Linked DNA regions of Homo sapiens: region 2 is linked to region 1. A link is a loop called in an ENCODE intact Hi-C map of the cell type or tissue named here. Cell type or tissue: ascending aorta. All regions are shown on one strand. Each heading gives the region's core, and the rest is flanking DNA. Links, peaks and the distances in the headings are about the cores only. Region 1 overlaps LOC124900690 (a long non-coding RNA gene). Region 2 holds the start of LOC124900689 (a long non-coding RNA gene).

Region 1 (2,910 bases), core at 171-2,670:
TCAATCTTGGCAAATGAAAACCATTGCTTTGAAAGAAAATAATCATTGTAGCCATGATGGAACTGTGTACATTAGAATGTTCGAAATCTTTTCATTTTGGGGAGAAGTGGGAGGCAGTAGTGGCAGTTGGGATTTTCTAGAAGAGAGGTAGTAAAGCTTTTAGTGTTTTCACGTAGACTACCATATTATCCACTTATTTTAGGTATAAGACTATATGCCACATGTTCATCTATGTGTAATTTATAAAAAAAATACGCATATATCATATTTACTCAACTCAACAGACTGAATGGATTACTTATTCTTTGTAACTTGAGTTTCATTTAGAAGTTTTTTTTTTCTTAAAAAATTTTTTTAGGCTGGGTGTGGCGGCTCATGTCTGTAATCCCAGCATTTTGGGAGGATGAAGTGAGCAGATCACTTGAGGTCAGGAGTTTGAAACCAGCCTGGCCAACATGGTGAAACCCTGTCTCTACTAAAAATACAAAAATTAGCCAGGAGTGGTAGTGCATGCCTATAATCCCAGCTACTCAGGAGGCTGAGGCAGGAGAATTGCTTTAACCTGGGAGGTGGAGGTTACAGTGAGCTGAGACTGTACCGCTGCACTCCAGCCTGGGCAATAGAGTAAGACTCTATCTCCAAAAACAAAACAAAAAAAATTTTTTTTAGATGGTGTCTCTCTATGTTGCCCAGGCTGGTCTGGAATCCCCACCTGCCAAGTAGCTAGGATTACAGGCTCATGCCATGCCGCCCAGCTCCCATTTGAAAGTTTGACAACTGCAGCAATGTAGGACTGTGCGGTGGGGCAAGGAGAGGGCAATAAGAAAAGCTAAAAAGGAATCCCACATAGTCAACCCAGGAGCCTGACTCCAGAATTGCAGCTGCTAATCCAGCCTCATGGGCCCTCCATGGTCTGTGTTGGGTTCTTCTACACTGTGCAGAGGGTGAGGCAATGTCCTATACTCCACACTGGCAGCTGGCAGTGAAAGATGGCACAGGGCCGGAGCTGCTCCCACATCTCTTCTCCTTGCTAAAGATAAGTGCACACCTGCCACTGCTTGAGAAAGACAGCCAAGAGCTGTCACTGCATGCCTGTTCTGAGAACCTGTTGGCTGGCCCTCTTCCTGTGCTCCTGGTGGCCAGCGGGAGCCCTGGGCCCTTAACTGAGCCCCTCCCCCATCCTGCAGTCGTAACTCTGCTCCCAGAGGCAGCTCCTTCCAGCCACGTGGCCCCTGGCGCCGAGGCCAGGACCTTGGCACATCCCTTTGGAAAGGTGGCCAACTCCACACTTGCCAGATTCTCACAGTTTTCTGACCGGTGTCTCCAGTGAAATGAGTGCAGGGGGTGAGACTATATTTAGCCCAACTCAGAAAGAATGCTCCAGGGCACACACTAACAGTAATAAAACAAGGCTACTGTTAACCTTTATTGAGCACTTACTGTCTACCATGCTTTATGCTAAGCACTTTGTATGCTGTATTTTACTGAACCCTCATAACCATTTTACGAGAGCAGTGCTATGTTCATGCTAAGAAAACTGAGGCCAGACATCTCATAGCTGGTGGTGTTGGGATTCCCCTCGTGTGTCCCACTGCTGAGCTGTGTCACTTCCAACTTGGACACAACAGTGAGCTTCACCCAGGTCATCTCATCTCAATGTGCTACCCCTCTGCATGGCCACATCTACCAGGCTACCCACGAGTAGTCCCATCCCCAGCGGATGGCTAGAAGGGCCACCCACGCTCATAAGCACATTGTGTAACTGCACAGATGCTTGGGCTGCATAGACCCGTCCCCAAGGACCAGTAAGGCGCCTTCCTCTGCAAATCATTTCCTGAACTCTGACAGCCTTTACTGAGCAGACTCAGTATGTCCTGTCTTCAAAGGCGACACCTCTTTCATTGGTGTGGGGACAACTTCCTCTGCTAGATTCAGCATTTTTTGAGTGCAAAAACTATGTACTCTATTTCTTTCACATTAAAGAAAAAAAATCACTGACTTCAGCCAGGCATGGTGGCTCACACCTGTAATCCCAGTGTTTTGGGAGGCCAAGGCGGAAGGATCACTTGAGCCCAGGAGTTTAAGACCAGCTTAGGCAACATGGTGAGACCCCCCCATCCCTACAAAAAATACAAAAATTAGTCAGGCATGGTGGCACGCACCTGTGGTCCCAGCTACTCGGGAGGCTGAGGCGGGAGGATAGCTTGAGCCTGGGAGGTTGAAGCTGCAGTGAGCTGTGATCACACCACTACACTCCAGCCCCGTGGGAGAGTGAGACCCTGGTCACTTGATCATCTGGCTTCATTTTAAGGCCCAGTGAGTTTAAACAACATAGCTGAGACCATGCAGCAGGACAGAGGTAGCATCAGGACCAGAACCTCAGGTTCCTAACTGTCAGGCACAATAAATTCTGGTCCGGTTGATCTGATGGATGTACTCAGGTAGAGTGAGGCAATGAAGCAATTACTTAAAGGCCAACCTCCGTGGCCCCATTGCTGCTGATCACCTCCTCACTTTGTTGAGATGAAAGCATGTTGGGGGTATGGTGGGTCTGCTGGCAGCTAATGCCTTTATGTGGTGGACCCCACAGGTAGCAGCAGTGGCCAATCATTCTTTCACTCAACAGAGCCTTTGGTCTGAGCCAGTTCCTGTTTAGGAGTGGAGGACAGAGCCATGAACACAATAGAGAGAAGTCCCTTCTCTCACCGAGCTTACTTGTTAGGGGAGGAAGACAGACAGCACAGAGATAAATAAATTTATGACAGATCATGCTAAAGGCCATGAAGAAGAATAAAGCTGGCAAAGGGACAGAGAGATAGGGGTATGGAGACCCTACTGTATGTGGGGTGGTCAGGGAAGGGCCTGGGGAGAAGGTTGCATTTGAATAAAGATGAGGAAGGTGAGGAAATG
Region 2 (2,910 bases), core at 89-2,588, 180 kb after region 1:
GTTCCCTGATTGGCAGTGTACTTGGAAGTGCCCAGGAGTTAAGATGCCAAGATAAACCCTCAACCATTAAGAGCCAGCTTCCTTGTCCCTCAGTGGGACAATCACGGGCATATTCCACTGTTCCTCCTCTTAGAGGGTCCCCAGCAGGATTGAGGTCCAGTCGCTCAGGGTCATCTCCCCACTGAGTTGCTTCCTGGGCTCGCCGCTCGACTAAACTGTTTGCACTCAAATCCTTATCTCAGTGTCTGCTGAGATGACACAGGGCCATTATTCCAATCACTGCCTGTGCTGACACAGCAGTGTAGGTGTGGAAGGTGCAAGATTGGACCGATTTTTTCTTTGACCCCAGGATACAGTTCTGGAAGACAGTGGTTTGGGGAAAAAAAAGACATTCCTGAAATATGTGAATTCTGACAGAATAAATCTTTCTCCTAAAAGTTTCAGATGCGTCAGCCTCTATGCTGCAACACTGAAAGAGGAGCGTCTTAAAAGCAGAAGAGTTGAGGGGCAAATTCAGAGGGAGAGGAGCATTGAAAAATGCAATCTTGGCTACCAGACGTTTTGCTGGAGTGAATAACATAGGAAAGTGCTTCTCTGGCTAATGCATTGGTCAGTGTCTTCCGTTTCACGTGGTCTGTGAGCTAGGGAGGCTGTCAGAGACTCTTAGGCTGTGACCAGCTTCCAGGGAGCTTAGGAAACCTGCTTCTGGTGCCTATATAGATCCTGAGTATTTGAACACAGCTGGGACCACTTCAGGCTGTCCCTATTCTCTGATTCATCAATGCAGAGGCAGGGATACTGGAAAGAAGTCTCATCTCCAAGAAAGGAGACCAGAGTGGTCTTCATCATTGCCTGGTTTGCATCCTGCTCATCCTGGGGAGAAAGACTACTGCTCAACCTCTCCCTAGACCCTTCCCAGGGCCCTGGAAGCTGGGTCAACTGGCCAGAAGCAAACCATTCCTGCAGGAGACACCACCCTTAGGGGTAGGAGCTCAGCCAGATGCTTGGCAGCTTCCCAGATTGTAAATATCTCTGCATTTTATAGGAGGCTTCAGACTCCAAATTATAGCGATGAAAAAGGAGAATCTTGAAAGCAGAACAGTTTATACACAGATCCAGATAGAGAGGAAAGGAGAGTCCACCTCTGGACTTGGTTGTCTGGTGAAAGGGAGGCAGACTCGTGAAGAGGTTTCCAGAGATGACGGAAGTATGCAGATGGTAAAGCCATCAGGGAGAGGCAGTGCCGGGATCAGCACAATGGGTGCCCTTGTGCACTGTTTGGGGATTTTTGTGTTTGTATGTTTGCAATCCCTGTCCCCCCTACAACCCCAAGCTGGGATCTGCTAAGAAAAAGAACCTGGCTTGCAGCAGCATTCTTCAGCTCCACTTGAAAGTTTGAAAAACCCCTGGATAGGAAAATAACCTCAGGGAGCCAAGTCTTTCTGCACTTGGCGAAGCCCTAGACCTAAAATACACATATGAACACTTCACTTTGAAAGGCCTGCAGTATTCATATCTGAGTCATCTGAAAACAAATAAAAAGAGACCTAAACAAACAAACCTAATTGTGCACGGAAACACAGCCAGGTTTCCAGCCTGGCTTCTCCTCTGTTTTTATTAGTCAAGAGCCAATATATGAGGCTTTCGTGGCATCCAAAACAAGCAAAAATATTAAAAACAAATTGCCAAGGCTTCTCCCTCTTCCCTCCTTCCTTTATGATGCACTGCACAAGCCAAGTTCTCGACTTTTCTGCATTGGCTTTCGAACCTCTTTCATTTAGTCCTGATAGACAGCTGCCTGCTTACCCGGCTGTCCAGGGGAAACAGCAACCCTGGGTGACGGTGACATCCGTAAACATCAGCACTTACTGGACACTTTGATGAAATTTAAGGAGATGTGTTTCAGGTCTTGAAATGTTATTGTTTTTACCATTAATCAAGGCAACCGGTTTGAGAACTAAGCCTGCCGACCCGAGTTCACTTAGGACAGACCTGCTCATTGCCCTCTGCCAGCATCCTACCAGCTGCCTTTCTTTTCTTCTTCTTATTTATTTCACCATTACATACACATTCCACTGTAACAGGCATCCTTTGCTGTTGCCAAACCATTTTCCTTTCTGGTAATATCATCCTTTTTTTTTTTTTTTAAAGTCCATGTAGTTTGGTTGGAGTCTGCCTTAACCCACCCTGCTTCAGGAGTGTGTGATCAAGGCCTGGCCAATTGGAGGCACCCATATTGGTGTAGGGATGGACACTAAATCCAATTTGGGCTATTGAGATGCAAACCTGGAACTTTTAAAAAGACTTCTGGGAAAGAAGCACACATTCCCCCAGGGATGTGTCTAGCTGGCAGAATGTAAGTCTGGGGCTGCTGGTGGTCATGTTGAACCAGAGATGAGTGAGGGAGAGGGATAAGAACTCATATGACATCATCTGAGCACCTGGATCCAGCCATGACTGAAGACTGATCTATCTTGGACTTTTCTATAATACAAATAAAACCCCCATTTTGTTTAAGCCACTTGTAGTTGAGTTGCTCTATCTTGCAACTGAAAGAGTCCACACACACACACACACACACACACATACACAAGCACCCCTTCAAATGACATGTGTACTTACATTTTTTTGCAACTTCCAACTGGACTACTACTCTTTCTTTTAACTTCTGGGGATTATCTTCTCAAAAGGAAGATTTTTGTTTGCTTGTTTGTTTTCGGTGAAATGCAATTTCAGTGAAATGTCACAGAGAAGTCCAGAAGATCATCTACTTTAGTCCTGAATCCTGGGAGAAAAATTGCCTCTGTCCCTTGCAGTGTGGTAAAAGATGAATGAATTCTCTCACCTAGCTTGCTTTTGATACGAAGAACAAAATAATGTAGTCATGACTGAGGAATTTCTTTGCACTCC

Evidence for each region. A loop is a pair of places that touch in the nucleus more often than their neighbours do. Peaks named below come from ENCODE experiments on the same cell type or tissue, not always from the same donor. Only the 100,000 strongest peaks of a DNase experiment are listed, where the experiment ranks them.
Region 2: a loop joins it to region 1, with 2.6 times the contacts of the local background. A loop is called at or near these places in 3 of 110 quality-filtered maps.

What each region holds. Positions count from the first base shown.
Region 1 is chr4:26,203,340-26,206,249 of GRCh38, reverse strand. The region is part of intron 2 of LOC124900690 (a long non-coding RNA gene); the gene reads left to right. It also overlaps a transcript of RBPJ not described here. Among named protein-coding and RNA genes, the nearest start is that of RBPJ, 120 kb to the left of the region's middle. RefSeq lists enhancers at 1,150-1,651, 1,635-1,724. In ascending aorta, for the core only: no CTCF peak of the experiment used is centred there; a DNase peak (open chromatin) is centred at 1,199; H3K27ac peaks cover 1,099 bases.
Region 2 is chr4:26,021,120-26,024,029 of GRCh38, reverse strand. LOC124900689 (a long non-coding RNA gene) reads right to left here and starts at 2,833. Exons shown (of 2, transcript XR_007058093.1): 1 at 2,623-2,833. In ascending aorta, for the core only: no CTCF peak of the experiment used is centred there; a DNase peak (open chromatin) is centred at 1,569; H3K4me3 peaks cover 830 bases; H3K27ac peaks cover 1,555 bases.